Regions from separate parts of the Homo sapiens genome. Here region 1 is linked to region 2. A link is a loop called in an ENCODE intact Hi-C map of the cell type or tissue named here. Cell type or tissue: transverse colon. All regions are shown on one strand. Links, peaks and the distances in the headings refer to the core of each region. The heading gives the core; the rest is flanking DNA. Region 1 overlaps MBD3 (methyl-CpG binding domain protein 3). Region 2 has its middle 32 kb from the start of TCF3.

Region 1 (5,000 bases), core at 1-5,000, 100 kb before region 2:
AACGTGGGGACCTCAGCTGGGAGGGGAGGCCCGAGGGATCCACAGGCACCCCCCCAGGACCAGCCCTGGCCCGTGCCACCCCTCCCTTCACAATCCACGCAGAGAATGACCGGCTGCCGCTGGCCATCGCCAGCGTCCGCCACCCTCCCAGATGGCCCCCCTGCCACCTCTACTGGGACCAAGGGAGGGGCCTGACCCTTCAGTCCCCAGACTTGGCCCTGAGCCTCCCCGGGGCTCAGCTGTGTAAACCCTTGCTCCTGTCCCTTGACAGGCACTGAGTGGGGCAGGAAAACCCTCACCAGGCCAGGTAGAGGCTCATGCCTGTAATCCCAGCACTTTGGGAGGCCGAGGTGGGCAGATCACTTGAGGTCAGGCGTTCGAGACCAGCCTGACCAACATGACGAAACCCCATCTCTACTAAAAATATAAAAATTAGCTGGGCGTGGTGGCGGCCGCCTGTAGTCCCAGCTACTTGGGAGGCTGAGGCAGGAGAATCACTTGAACCCGGGAGGCGGAGGTTGCAGTGGGCTGGGATGGCGCCATTGCACTCCAGCATGGGCAACAGAGCCAGATTCTGCCAAAAAAAAAAAAAAAAAAAAAAAAAAAAGCAAGCCTCACCAAAATCAGCTACCATCAGCCCGCAGCAGCCCCCACCCTCGCAGGCCGGGGGTCACCTTTCCGCTGCCCACTATGCACCAGCGTGTACTCCTTTACCATGGCTCGGGCGGCCTGAGAAAAAGAATCCACACCCTCGTCTCAACCCACCACCAGGGATGGGGGGCCTCCTCCTCGGGGCCTACAAGCTGATGCCAGGCACTCCAGGGTGGCCGCTCCTCTGCCTGCCGCCTCCGGGGCCGCAGCACGTGCTTCTGCCCACCTCCCTCTCCGGCTGCCCAAAGAGCCCGTCTCTGTTCTGCTTTCAGTCCCAGGCAAAGCTGACTTTGTTTCTCCCCAGTTGTGGCCGAGGCTCAGCCGCCCCCTGCCTCCGGGGTCTCTCTCCAGCGGCTCCTGCAGACCTGAGCTGCTCCCTCTCACTCTGTCCCCACCACCCGGAACACCCTGGCTCACCTACTCGACTGCAGCCACCACCTGCTCGTCATCTTTCCAGACAGGACCCTACCTCCTGCGGAACCCACCACCGAGTTCCTCATTTCAATGCCCTTTTCTATTTCTATAAGTTCTTATTTTATTTTTTTAACTCTGTCACCCAGGTTGAATTGCAGTGGCAGGATCTCAACTCCGCCTCCCAGGCTCCAGTGATTCTCCTGCCTCAGCCTCCCGAGTACCTGGGACTACAGGCATGTGCCAAAACACCCAGCTAATTATTTTATTTTTAGTGGAGACGGGGTTTCACCATGTTGGCCAGGCTGGTCTTCAACTCCTGACCTCAGGTGATCCTCCCGCCTCGGCCTCCCAAAGTGCTGGGATTACAGGCGTCAGCCACTGTGCCCGGCCTTATTTCTGCAAGTTCTGCAGGGCTTTTAATGATCTGTCTGCTATTTTTCACAGTCTTGTTCTTTTCTTTTGTTGACAATTCTTCCTATTTCACCATCTTCATTTCGGGAAGTTCTCTGAGCGCGCAGAGAGTGTAAATGGACCTCAAACCCAAAAGAGGGGGCCCAGAGGTACCACGGCCGGAGGAGGATGCCGCCAGCCGCTCCGGATGGAACCCTTGGCGCCCACAGTTTGTGTGCTTGTGGGGGTGGCGTCTCAGGTCCATCTGTTCACCCTGTGTGGGGGCACAGGGTCTCTTCTTGTGCCCAGGGGCCTTTAACCCCGGCTGCTGCCACAGGAAACCCGCATGCCCAGCGCCTCCCTGGCCGTTCCGGGTCTTGGCTCCTTCTTTCTGGAACCGTCAAGTTTCCTTTCCTTCCTCTGACCTAAGCCGTGTGCTGCACTGAACGTGAAAGGTCCCGTCTTCGCTCCAGCACTTCCAGAGTTTCCTGCAGGCGCCTCCGTCACCAGGCGGCCTTGCGTCCACTCTGCACACTGGAAGTGGGTTCGGCCCTGAGGCCCCGCAGGAGGGCCGCTCACCCCTGGGCTGCTCAGCCTCACCTGACTGTTGCCTGTTTCTGAGCGGCCGTGTTCCCTGCTGTTCGTTCCGAGGCTCTGCACATCAGAACTGCCCCTCAGCAGGCACCCAGAGCCATCTCCCTGAAGGCAGAGACTCCTGGCCTGCCCTGTCCCTCCGTCTCCAGGGCCCAACATGGAGCCCAGCACCCAGCATAGCCAGTCCTCACGGACTCAAAGGACCACACTCTTTTCAAGAACATTCCTCCAAGGGGTGCCTGGCTCGCCCTGAACCCAGGACGCGGGTGAAACGGTTCATACTGCTCCGACGATGGGTCCCCTTGCCCTGGCTGTTTCTGTTTCAAAACCCCAGCAGCATCGTGGGGAGACGGGAAGCACGCAGGCACACGGGGACACTCAGGGTCCCCACGGCCACAAGAGACAGGGTGGAGCAGCAGGGGACCAGGCCAAGGGGCTACCTGATGTCCTCGTCGGTCACCATGAAGGCTTTGCACAGGGGCTGCGTGGTGTTGAGCCATACGCCGGGGTTCTTCTCCACGGCGGCCGAGAGCTGTCCCGTGATGGGCATGGTGCTAGTGTGCAGGGCGCTGGCGATGGCCGACAGCAGCGTCTCATCCGTGCAGCCAGGTCCCACCCCTGCCAGGCAGTGGACAAACAGCCGCAAGTGGAGAGGTCACCACGGGGCAGCTGTGGCCCAGACAGGCCACGGAAATGCCCCAAGAATGGGAGCTGCCACCTTCTTGGAAGGAACCCCAACTTGGGTTCCATTTCTAAATTCCCTCTCCCGCTTGTGTTACTACATTCATAACAGAAAAAAAAGCAAGTTAGGCCAGGCGTGGCGACTCCCGCCTGTAATCCCAGCATCTTGGGAGGGCGAGGTGGGAGGACTGATTGAGCTTAGGAGTTTGAGACCAGCCTGGACAACACAGTGAGACTCCTGTCTCTACAAAATAATTCAAAAATTAGCCAGGTGTCACGCTGCATACCTGTGGTCCCAGCTACTCAGGAGGCTGTGCTGAGAGAACCACTTGAGCCCGGGAGGTAGAGGCTGCTGTGAGTAGTAACGGCGCCACTGTACTTCAGCATGGGCCACGGAGAGGCTGCCTTTTGTTTTTGAGATGGGGTCTTGCTCTGTATCTTTTTTTTTTTTTTTTGAGACGGAGTCTCCCTCTGTTGCCCAGGAGAGTGCAGTGGTGCGATCTCGGCTCACTGTAAGCTCCGCCTGCCAGGTTCACGCTATTCTCCTGCCTCAGCCTCCCAAGTAGCTGAGACTACAGGCGGCCGCCACTACACCCGGCTAATTTTTTGTATTTTTAGTAGAGACAGGGTTTCACCATGTTAGCCAGGATGATCTCGATCTCCTGACCTCATGATCCGCCCGCCTTGGCCTCCCAGAGTGTTGGGATTACAGGCGTGAGCCACTGCACCTGGCCTTGCTCTGTATTTTCTGTAGAGATGGGGTCTCACTATGTTGTCCAAGCTGGTCTTAAACTTCTGAGATCAAGTGAAACTCCTGCCCCAGCCCCGCCAAGTGCTGGGATTATAGGTGTGAGCCACTGTACCCAGCCGACCCTGTCTCAAAAAACAACCACCAAAACCATGCAAGAGCTGCATTCTTTGTTCTGTGGTGTGGACGTGCTGGGAGAGTACAGAAGCAAAGTCAGCTGTCCTTGTTTGTTTATTTAGGATCTCCATGGCAAAACTGCACGTCCTGCAGGTGAAAACAGCCCCAGGCCTGCGCCACACCTGGAAGCCACAAAGCCCCACCCGCAGGGTCTCCAAGGTCAAGAATGAAGGGCCCAGCCCAAGCGCCCTTACCCATCCCCAACCCCACTGGGTCCCCTCCTCCTGCCCCAGTCGCTGGCAGATTTGCCCTAAGCACCCAAAGCAGGAACAGCCATCCACCCTGCCAGGAGATGAGGGCACCTGCAGCACCTCCACCCCACCCGGCACATCCCCTTCCGCCTCCCCTCAGGGTGCCCGCTCACCCTGCAGGCCCTTGGGGAGGTCCATGGTCTTGACCAGCTCCTCAGCAATGTCGAAGGCGTTCAGGCCGCTCAGCTTCTTCTCCCAGAAGAGCTGCCCCAGACACATATGTGAACCTCAAGAGTGGCCCTGCCCTCTCCCCACTCCAGGTCCTTGCTGGGCTCCAGGGAGGCCCACCTGGCCTCCTTGCCCCATGTGGGTCCCAATGGGGCATCTCCCCTCCCACTGCCTTGGGTCTCCAGACCCTGCCCAGGCTTTCCACAGCCAGGGATCCAGTGGACGTTTGTAAATAAGAATAAAAAATACACATGGGGTGGCTCACGCCTGTAATCCCAGCACTTTAGGAGGCCGAAGTGGGTGGATCACCTGAGGTCAGGAGTTTGAGACCAGCCTGGTCAACATGGTGAAACCCCTTATCTACTAAAAATACAAAAAAAAGTCCGGTGTGGTGACGGGCGCCTGTAATCCCAGCTACTTGGGAGGCTGAGGCAGGAGAATCACTTGAACCCAGGAAGTGGAGGTTGCAGTGAGCTGAGACCGCACCATTGCACTACAGCCTGGACAACAAGAGCAAAACTCCATCTCAAAAAAGAAAAAAAAAAAAAAAAATTAGCCGTGCATTGTGACGGGTACCTGAAATCCCAGCTACTTGTGAGGCTGAGGTGGAAGGATCACTTGAACCCAGTTGAAACCAGGAGGCAGAGGTTGTAGTGAGTTAAGATCCTGCCACTGCACTCCAGCCTGGGTGACAGAGCGAGACTCTGTCACAAAAAAAAAAAAAAAAAAAAGAAAAAACAAAAAGAAAATACACACGGTTCTCAGGTTTTTAAGAAGTAGGTTACACAGTCACATATGGGCAGTCAACCCCCTGTATCTGTGGGTTCCATAACCACACACCCAACCAGCGGCAGACTGAAAATATTTGGGGGGAAAAAAAATAAATAAATACAACAACTGGCCAGGTGAGTTGGCTCACACCTGTA
Region 2 (10,856 bases), core at 2,759-7,758:
CTTCAGGGCAAAGAAGGAGGTTCATTCTGGCCAGGCGTGGTGGCTCATGCCTGTAATCCCAGCACTTTGGGAGGCCGAGGTGGGCGGATCATGAGGTCACGAGATCGAGACTATCCTGGCTAATACGGTGAAACCCCATCTCTACTGAAAATACAAAAAATTAGCCGGGCGTGGTGGCGGGTGCCTGTAGTCCCAGCTACTCAGGAGGCTGAGGCAGAATGGTGTGAACCCAGGAGGTGGAGCTTGCAGTGAGCCGAGATCATGCCAGTGCACCCCAAAAAAAAAGGAGGTGCATTCAACAAAAGGACCCCTAAATACAGCAGTATAGCCCAGGGTGGGGCCGGCAGGCAGAGAAGCGACCCCCCGGGGCAGCTGCCAAGGGCCCAACACGGGCTGGGGTCAGGGAGGGCTTCCTGGAGGAGGGGACACTTGAGCTGTGGCCTGAGGTGAGCAGGAGCTCAGAGAGTAGACAGCACTTCTGGTACAGGAAGGAGGAGGACAGCGCCCTGAGGCCGGAACCAGGCTGTGGGGAAGCAAGACCGGACACTGGAGCTGGAGGCTGGGCCATGCAGGGTCCCGTGGGCTGCGTTGAGGACGTGGGTCTTTTTCTGGGGTGCACTGGGAGCCACAGGAGGCTGTTGTGAACAGAGTCATGTTTCCTTGTTTCTTTTTCCCTTCTTTTTTTTTTTTTTAGAGATAGGATTTTGCAAATTAGCCGGGCATGGTGGCGCGTGCCTGTAAGCCCAGCTACTAAGGAGGCTGAGGCAGGAGAATCACTTCAACCTGGGAAGTGGAGGTTGCAGTGAGCCGAGATCACGCCGTTGCACTCCAGCCTGGGCAACAGAGAAAGACTCAGTCTAAAAAAAATTTAAAAAAAAAAAAAAAAAAGAGAGAGAGAGATGGGGTCTTCCTATGTTGCCCAGACTGGTCTTGAACTCCTGGACTCAAGTGATCCTCCCGTCTTGGCCTCCCAAAGCTCTGGGCACTCTTGTCACCCAGGCTGGAGTGCAATGGTGCAGCCTTGGCTCACTACATCCTCTGCCTCCCAGGTTCAAGCAGTTCTCCTGCCTCAGCCTCTTGAGTAGCTAGGATTACAGGCATGCGCCACCACGCCTGGCTAATTTTTGTATCTTTAGTAGAGATGGGGGTTTCACCATGTTGGTCAGGCTGGTCTCGAACTCCTGACCTCAGGTGATCCTCCTGCCTCAGCCTCCCAAAGTGCTGGGAGTACAGGCGTGAGCCACCGCACCCGGGCCTAAAGTCATGTTTTTTAAGCCACCAGCCCTGGTGGCTTCCAGGGAAGGGCTGTTGGAGGCAGATGGGGAGGCTGGAAGGCTGGGTTGAGGCTGAGTCAAGTCCACGCAGATGGTCTCTGCCAGGCGACTGTGTCAGAGATGGAGAGACAGGGAGAGACAGGCAAGGTTTGCCTTCCTGCCCAGCTTCTGTGACCCAGGGGGCAGCTGGACGGCTGGGCAGGGGTCTGGGGACCAAGGGGTGCAGGGCAGTGGCCGTGGCCCTGCCGGCCCCTCCACAGCAGTAATTAAGGGCTCCCGGCGTCCCCGCGGCGTGATGTATGTGTACCTTAACTAATCATTTATTAGGTCACTGATGGTTCGTCAATATTAATTCATTTATTTAAACAACTCAGCTCTGTAATGAAGATGTTGTCTGAGAGGGGAGGCTAGTTGGTGGCGGGGCCAGGATGCAGAAAGGGGGCTCAGATTTGGGTCTTAGGGTGGCCTCAAGAAATGTCAGCTGGGCACGGTGGCACATGCCTGTAATCCCAGCACTTTGGGAGGTTGAGGCGGGAGGAGGACTTGAGCCTAGGAGTTTGAGAACAGTCTGTGCAACATTGAGACCACATCTCTACAAAAAAAAAAAAAGAAAAATTTAAATACAGGCCAGGCGCAGTGGCTTACTCCTATAATCCCAGCACTTTGGGAGGCCGAGGCGTGTGGATCACATGAAGCCAGGAGTTCAAGACCAGCCTGGTCAACATGGTGAAACCCCATCTCTACTAAAAATACAAAAATTAGCCAGGTGTGGTTGGCGTGCACCTGTAATCCCAGCTACTCGGGAGGCGGAGGCAGGAGAATCACTTGAACCCAGGAGGCGGAGGTTGCAGCGAGCTGAGATCACACCACTGCACTCCAGCCTGGGTGATAGAGCGAGACTCTGTCTCAAAAATTAAAAAAAATATATAAAATAAATTAAAAATACAAAAATTTTTTTTAGCTGGGTGTGGTAGTGTGTGCCTGTAGTCCCAGCTACTGGGGAGGCTGAGATGGAAGGATCACTTGAGCGTGGAGGTTGAGGCTGCAGTGAGCTATGATTGCACCACTGCACTCCAGCCTGGGCCACACAGCAAGACCCTGTATCAAAAAAAAAAAAAAAGGAATCATGCCTGTAATCCCAGCACTTTGGGAGGCCGAGGTGGGTAGATCACCTGAGGTTAGGAGCTCGAGACCAGCCTGGCCAACATGGCGAAACCCCATCTCTACTAAAAATACAAAAAATTAGCTGGGCAGGGTGGTGGGCTACTTGGGAGGCTGAGGCAGGAGAATTGCTTGAACCAGGGAGGCGGAGGTTGCAGTGAGCTGAGATCGTGCCACTGCACTCCAGCCTGGGCAACAGAGTGGGACTCTGTCTAAAAAATAAAATAAAATAAAATAAAATAAAATAATAATTAAATAATCAGATGACACCCCTACCCTGCTCAAGAATAGTCCATGGCTCCCCAGTGCCCTGAGGAGAAAACCCACACTCATCCGACCCTGGGTGACCTTTGCGGCTCCGTCTTCACTCACTCTCCACTCACTGTCTCCCTTTGCCCATTGCTACTGCTGGAAACTTCCCAGCTCCTTCCCGCCACATGGACTCTGCCCTTGCTGTGCCCTCGCCTGGGAGCCGCCGTCCCGCATCTCCTCCCGGCTCCTTCACTCCCTGGGGTCTCAGCGTCAGTGTCATCTCCCAGAAGCACCTTCTCCAATCTCCCCAGTCCCAGGGCCCCCAGCACCTCCCCGTCACCCATGATCCTGTTTGATTTCCCTCCGAGATCTTCTTGGTGATGTACGGGTTTAGCTGTTTATCGTCTGTTTTTCCTCCATCTTCACCTTGGTCTGTCCCAGAGAGTAGATGGCACTCAGCTGCTGCTGCCCCTCCACAGCAGACATTTCTGGGGCCCCGTATTTTGGCTCCTTGGCCCCCGTTGCTGGTTCCCTGCAGGCGCTGGGTGCCTCCTCCGGGTCTCCGGGTTTTTTGTTTCGTGTTTGTTTTGAGACGGAGTCTCGCTCTGTCACCCAGGCTGGAGTGCAGTGGCGCGATCTTGGCTCACTGTAAGCTCCGCCTCCCGGGTTCACACCATTCTCCTGCCTCAGCCTCCTGAGTAGCTGGGATTACAGGCACCTGCCACCACTCCTGGCTACTTTTTTGTATTTTTTGGTACAGACGGGGTTTCACCGTGTTAGCCAGGATGGTCTCGATCTCCTGATCTCGTGATCCACCCGCCTCGGCCTCCCAAAGTGCCGGGATTACAGGCGTGAGCCACCTATTTATTACATTTTTAATAGAGATGGGGTTCCACCATGTTGGCCAGGCCGGTCTCGAGCTCCTGACCTCAGGTGATCTGCCTGCCTTGGCCTCCCGAAGTGCTGGGAGCCACCACACCTGGCCACTGCCAATTTTATAGATGAGGAAACAGAGGGGCAGCAGTTAGCAGGCTTGCCCAGCAGGCACTAATAATAATAATAATAATAATAATAATAATAATAATAATAATAGGCAGGGTGCGGTGGCTCACGCCTGTAATCCCAGCACTTGAGGTCAGGAGTTTGAGACCAGCCTGGTCAACATGGTGAAACCCCGTCTCTACTAAAACACAAAAATTAGCCAGGAGGGATGGTGCACACCTGTAATCCCAGCTACTCGGGAGGCTGAGGCAGGAGAATCACTTGAACCCGGGAGGCAGAGGTTGCAGTGAGCTGAGATCACACCACTGCACTCCAGCCTGGGCAACAGAGTGAGACTCTGTCTCAATAATAATAATAATAGTAGTAATATTAATAATAAGGCTGGGTGTGGTGGCTCGCACTTGTAATCCCAGCAGTTTGGGGGGCTGAGGAAGGAGGATCGCTTGAGCCCAGGAGTTCGAGACCAGCCTGGACAACACAGGGAAACCCCTTGTCTCTACAAACAATACAACAAATTAGCCGGGCATGCATCTGAACTCCCAGCTACTCTGAGGCGGAAGGATCGCCTGAACCTGGGAGATTGAGGGTGCAGTGAGCTAAGATTGCACCACTGCACTCCAGCCTGGGCCACCAGAGTGAGACCCTGTCTCAAAATAATAACGATAATGGTAAAAACCCTTACTACACGGCTGTCATGCGAACTGTGTCAGCTGTTCGTTCATTCATTCATTCATTCATTCACTCGGACACCCAGGTGTCTGAATCTCTTTGTGCTCAGACCCCACCCTGGAGGATTTGGAGCCTGAGTGGGTGCATCCCGGGCATGGTCTGGACAGAGCTGGACACCGGCATTCCCGGCTCTGTGCAGTCAGGGTGGGATCAGAGGGAGAGACCTGAGATTGGGGAATAGGGGCAGAGGGGCTGAGGGCTGGGCCTGGGGGGGATGGGAGGGCTGCAGGGAGTGGGGCTTGGAGGATGAGTGGGGGACATCGGCTAAGGGAAGCAGGAAGGGACCCCTGGCAGAGACCGGCACGTGCAAAGGCTCGGAGATGTGAAGGGGCAGCCCTAGAGACTCCTCCGGGCTGGAGTGCAGCGGTGCCGTCTCAGCTCACTGCAGCCTCCACCTCCCGGACTCAGCCTCCCGAGTAGCTGGAACTACAGGTGCCACCATAGCAGGGCAATATCTTAACTTTTTTGTGGAGATGGGGTCTCACCATGTTGCCCAGGCTGGACTTGAGCTCCTGGCCTCAAGTGATAGTCCCGCCTCGGTCTCCCAAAGTTCCAGTTAGGGATTCTGATCTGGGGAGGGCACTGGGGAGCCACGCAGGGTCTCAAGCAGGGGGAGGGATGTGTCCCAACTGGCCTTCAAGAGTGATCGCTGCACTCTGAGTACAAGTGGGAGCATTCGAAGTTCCATTAGCAAGCTCCGGTTTGGCAAGCATGGATTGAGCACCTACTGTGTGCCCGTCTTTGGCCTCAGCCTTAGAGGCCAGATCACACGAAGGCTTGTGGGCACGCAGTTGGGGGCCAGCCCCACAGGCGAGTCCAGGCTTTCAAATCAGGAATCCCCCTGCCCTGTCTGCACTGGTGGAAACTGCTGAAGCCGTCAGGAGCTGGGAGCCGGCTCTTGGTGGCTTGATAGTGTGCGATGGGCCAGTGTAGGCTCCATCCCAGGCTGGACACCGGTCAGTCCCCAGAGGAAGTATCGCCGAGTCTGGGGGTGGCCCTGGCGCACGTGCAGAACCTCTCAGCCACTCTGATGGTGCTTAAGGCAGGCGGTCAGGGTATTCAAGTTAACTTCCTCTTAAACAGACTTAATTAGTGTTCTCCAGTCCCACATAAATTAATCGTGGCCGGCCACGGAGGCTGAAACACCCGATCGATGGGGTGGCTCGGCGACGGCCAGGAATTCTCCGTCTCATCCGTCACCACAGCACCGGCTGATAACGGCTCACGGCTTTATCTTCTCCAACCTGGCATGACCAGCCGGGGGAAGGCGGCCAGAGGGGTCTGGGGGGGTGCTGGCTGCTCTCTGAGCCTCAGTTTCCACTTCTACAGGATGGGATCGTGCTCCCACAATAGCAGATTGGCAAAGGGGCTGGAAAACAGCTAATAATAACAACTTGGCCAGGCGCAGTGGCTCACACCTGTAATTCCAGCACTATGGGAGGCTGAAGTGGGAGAATCTCTTGAGCCCAGGAGTTGGAGACCAGCCTGGGCAACAGAGCAAAACCTGTTGCACAAAAAAATAAAAAAAATATTGGCCGGACGTGGTGGCTCACACCTGTAATCCCAGCACTTTGGGAGGCCGAGGCAGGCGGATCACAAGGTCAGGAGTTTGAGACCAGACTGACCAACATGGTGAAACCCTGTCTCTACTAAAAATACAAAAATTAGCCGGGTGTGGTGGTGCATGCCTGTAATCTCAGCTACTCAGGAGGCTGAGGCAGGAGAATCGCTTGAACCAGGGAGGCAGAGGTTGCAGTGAACCAAGATCACGCCATTGCACTTCAACCTGGGTGACAGAGTGAGACTCCATCTAAAAGTAAATAAATAAATAAAAACCAAAAAATATTTACCCAAACATGGTGGTACGTGCCTGTAGTCCCAGCTACCCAGGAGTCTAAGGTGGGAAGATCACTTGAGGCCAGGAGTTTGAGACCAGCCTGGACAACATAGCAAGACCCCACCTCTACAAAAAAATTAAAAAATAATTAGCAGAATTTGGTGGTGCATGCCTGTAGTCCCAGCTACTCTGGAGGCTGAGGTTGGAGGACTGCTTGAGCCCAGGAGATAGTGACTGCAGTGAGCCGTGATCGCACCACTGCACTACAGCCTGGGCGACAGAGTGAGACTGTCTCTCAAAAACAAAACAAACAAACAAGAAAAATAGTGTAACAACCACCGCATAGGGTCATGTGGCTGACCCCAGTGCTAAGCATCATCTAATTTATTTTAACTAATTAATTAATGATTTATTTATTTGAGACGAGTTTCACTGTTGTTGCCCAGGCTGGAGTGCAATGGAGCCATCTCAGCTTAGAACAACCTCCGCCTCCCGGGTTCAAGCAATGCTCCTGCCTCAACCTCCTGAGTAGCTGCAACTACAGGCATGAGCCACCACGCCCAGCTAATTTTTATATTTTTTGGTAGAGACGAGGTTTCACCATGTTGTCCAGGCTGGTCTCCAACTCTTGGCCTTAAGTGATCCGTCCACCTCGGCCTCCCAGAGTGCTGGGATTCCAGGCGGGAGCCACCGCGCCTGGCCAGTATCATTTCCTTTAATCCCCACAAGAGGCCTGCAGGGCCCTCCATTCTTCTCTCCTTTTCCAGCGTTGAGTGACCCCTGTGAGGTCCCACCACCGGCAAATGGCTTTGTCTGGATTTGAATCCAGTGAGGAGCCCCAGAACCTCAGCCTCAAGGGTCTGGGATTTTGTGGATAAGGGCTGCAGTGGTAGAGACTGCATAGCTGCTATATCTCACCCGGCACGCAGGAGCGGCTGAGGCCACCCTAGAAGGCTCTGCACCCCAGTCTTCAGGCATCCATGGATTTGAAGGCGGGGCTAGGGGGGATTCCAGGAGGTGCCGGGTGCAGGCAGTTCACGGGGGACCCCTCCGGATGAGCCCAGCCAGGCTGATGTTCGTGCCCCTGGGGTCTGGAGGTCCTCCCTCCGAGTGGGACCGAAACCTACATTCGAGACTGTCTATACAAAGGTATTGCGAATCCCTGCTGCACACCAACCCCTGGGCTGGGGGCTTCGGGGGCTGTGGGCACGGTCGTCATCACAGTGGACATGACCTCTTTTCATGGAAGAGAAAAACCAATGAATGTCCAATGAGAAAACCACGGAGGGGGCCGGGCGCGGTGGCTCATGCCTGTAATCCCAGCACTTTGGAAGGCCGAGGTGGGTGGATCACCTGAGGTCAGGAATTCGAGACCAGCCTGCCCAACATTTTTGGTAGAGTAGTACCCTGTCTCTACTAAAATACAAAAAATTAGCCGGGCGTGGTCATGGGCGCCAGTAATCCCAGCTACTTGGGAGGCTGAGGCAGGAGAATCGCTTGAACCTGGGAGGCAGAGGTTGCAGTGAGCCGAGATCGCACCACTGCACTCCAGCCTGGGTGACAAGAGCAAAACTTCGTCACACACACACACACACACACACACACACACACACACACACACACAAGAAAACCACGGAGGGGTCAGAGAGGGCTTCCTGGAGGAGGGGGCGTAAGACCTGGAGGAAGAAGGGCCAAGAGGGAGGGGTGGCCAAGGGCCTATCATTGTCCCCAAGAGGAGAAGAAGAGTGGGGTTGCTATGAAGCAGTTCTAGAAAACCTATGATCAGGGATTATGCCTGTAATCCTAGCACTTTGTGAGGCCGAGGTGGGTGGATCACCTGAAGTCAGGAGTTCGAGACCAGCCTGGCCAACATGGTGAAACCCCGTCTCTACTAAAAATACAAAAATTAGCCGGGCGTGGTGGCGGGCGCCTGTAATCCCAACTACTTGGGAGGCTGAGGCAGGAGAATCGCTTGAACCCGGGAGGCTGAGGTTGCAGTGAGCTGAGATTGTGCCACGGCACTCCAGCATGGGCGACAGAGCCAGACTCTGTCTCAAAAAACACAAACAAAACAAGAGAAAACATGTGATCAGAAAAGCCCCCAAACCTGGAGCCACTCCGGAGCTGGGGGAGCCGAATGGGTGGGATGGATAGGGCGTGGCCGCATCGGAGGGCGACTGACGAGGGGGCGGGGCCAAGTGAGTGAGGCTTTTGTGGAGGGGCGGGGCCAAACGCGCTAACTGCATGTGGACGTCGTCTATAGGGGCCGGCTTTCCCAGGGGGCGTGGCCTGCGTGCGACAGGGCCAAGGTGGGGCCCAGGCAGGTTCTCCCCTCTTTGAGGACCAGGCCTAAAGCAGCAAAGACCCATCCACCCAAGGAGTTGTTGAGACCCCGTAGACCTTTGCTAGGTGTGGATGACCTCCAGCCCTGTGGGACCAGAATGGGGTGGGAGAGGGAGACCCGGAGCTGAGGAGGACCCGGAGGGTACCTCGGAAGCTCTGCCTGGGATCGGGGAGGGCTCCTGAAGGAGGCGGCTTTGAGGATACAGAGGACAGCCAGCTGACAAGACAGAGAGGGTGCATGTGCAAAGGCCTTGAGACACCAGCAGAGTAAAAGCCAGTTTGCCTGGAGCAGGGTGCATGGTGCGTGGAAGAGCCTGGGAGACCAGGTGGAGACGGGGACAGGGCGGGGATTTGTGCTTTCCGGAGAAGTGGAGAAGCCATGGGGGCTTCTGGCAGGTGGAGATGGGCAACGATGCAGTTCGTATAAAAATATAAAAATTAGGGCAGGGTGCGGTGGCTCACACCTATAATTCCGCACTTTGGGAGGCCGAGGCAGGTGGATCGCCTGAGGTCAGGGGTTTGAGACCAGCCTGGCCAACATGGTGAAACTCCAGACTTTGAAAAGTCCCTTCTGGCCGGGCGCGGTGGCTCACGCCTGTAATCTCAGTACTTTGGGAGGCTGAGGCAGGTGGATCAACTGAGGTCAGGGGTTTGAGACCCACCTGGCCAACATGGTGAAACCCTGTCTCTACTAAAAATACAAAAAATTAGCCAGGCGAGGTGGCAGGTGCCTGTAATCCCAGCTACTCGGGAGGGTGAGGCAGGAGAATCGCTTGAAGCCGGGAGGCAGATGTTGCAGTGAGCCGAGATCACGCCATTGCACTCCAGCCTGGGCGACAGAGCCAGACTCTGTCTCAAAAAAAAAAAAAAAAGTCATTTCTTGGACTACCTGGAGGGCAGGAGGGGAGACAAAAGGAGGTCTGGGAGCAACGTCCAGGCTGGGGGCAAGGGGTGCTGAGGACTGCGGAGGGCTGCAGAGGTGGGGAGAAGTCGCTAGATTAGAAACAGATTTTTTTTTTTTTTTGAGACAGGGTCTCACTCTGTCTCCCAGGCTGGAGTGCAGTGGCTCAAACACAGCTCACTGTGCCAGCCTCGGCCTCCTGGGCCCAAGTGATCCTCCCACCTCAGCCTCCAGAGGAGCTGGGACCACAGGTGCACACCGCCAGGTCTGATTTTTTTTTTTTTTTTTAAGGCAGAGCCTCATTCTGTCACCCAAGCTGGAGTGCGATGGCGCGATCTCGGCTCACTGCAACCTCTGCCTCCCGGGTTCAAGCGATTCTCCTGCCTCAGCCTCCTGAGTAGTTGGGATTACAGGCATGCACCACCATGCCCGGCTATTTTTTTTTTTTTTAGACGGAGTCTGGCTCTGTCACCAGGCTGGAGTGCAATGGCATGATCTCGGCTAACTGCGACCTCTGTCTCCAGGGTTCAAGCGATTCTCCTGCCTCAGCCTCCCAAGTAGCTGGGACTACAGGCATATGCCACCATGCCCAGCTAATTTTTTGTATCTTTAGTAGAGACGGGGTTTCACCATGTTGGCCAGGCTGGTCTTGAACTCCTGACCTTGTGATCCACCTGCCTCAGCCTCCCAAAGTGTTGGTACTACATGGTGAGCCACCATGCCCAGCCTAATTTTTGTATTTTTAGTAGAGTAGAGACTGGGTTTCTTTTTTTTTTTTTTTTTTTGAGACAAAGTCTCACTCTGTCGCCCAGGCTGAAATGCAGTGGCGCGATCTCGGCTCACTACAAGCTCCACCTCCCAGGTTCACGCCATTCTCCTGTCTCAGCCTCCGGAGTAGCTGGGACTACAGGCGCCCACCATCACGCCCGGCTAATTTTTTTTTATATTTTTAGTAAGACGGGGTTTCACCGTGTTAGCCAGGATGGTCTCGATCTCCTGACCTCGTGATCCGCCCGCCTCGGCCTCCCAAAGTGCTGGGATTACAGGCGTGAGCCACCGCGCCCGGCGAGACTGGGTTTCACCATGTTTGCCAGGATGGTCTCGAACTTCTGACCTCATGATCAGCCCGACTCGGTCTCCTAAAGTGTTGGGATTACAGGTGTGAGCCACCGCGCCCGGCCTGATTTTTTATTTTTTGTTAGAGACGGGGGTCTCTCTGTGTTGCTCAGGCTGATCTCAACCCCCTGGCCTCAAGCGATCCTCCCACCTCAGCCTCCCAACGTGCTGGGATTACAGGCGTGAGCCACTGCGCCCGACAGACAGTTGGCATTTCTTTCTGGAGCCGCCTGGTAGGAAG

What was found. Peaks named below come from ENCODE experiments on the same cell type or tissue, not always from the same donor. Only the 100,000 strongest peaks of a DNase experiment are listed, where the experiment ranks them.
Region 1: it touches region 2 in a loop (22-fold over the local background); 4 of 110 quality-filtered maps call a loop at or near these places.

Annotation. Positions count from the first base shown.
Region 1 is chr19:1,578,603-1,583,602 of GRCh38, forward strand. MBD3 (methyl-CpG binding domain protein 3) reads right to left here. Exons shown (of 7, transcript NM_001281453.2): 4 at 4,020-4,110; 5 at 2,490-2,667. Among named protein-coding and RNA genes, the nearest start is that of MBD3, 12 kb to the right of the region's middle. In transverse colon, for the core only: no CTCF peak of the experiment used is centred there; no DNase peak of the experiment used is centred there.
Region 2 is chr19:1,679,630-1,690,485 of GRCh38, forward strand. No RefSeq gene overlaps it. Among named protein-coding and RNA genes, the nearest start is that of TCF3, 32 kb to the left of the region's middle. RefSeq lists an enhancer at 10,820-10,856. In transverse colon, for the core only: no CTCF peak of the experiment used is centred there; no DNase peak of the experiment used is centred there; H3K27me3 peaks cover 4,760 bases.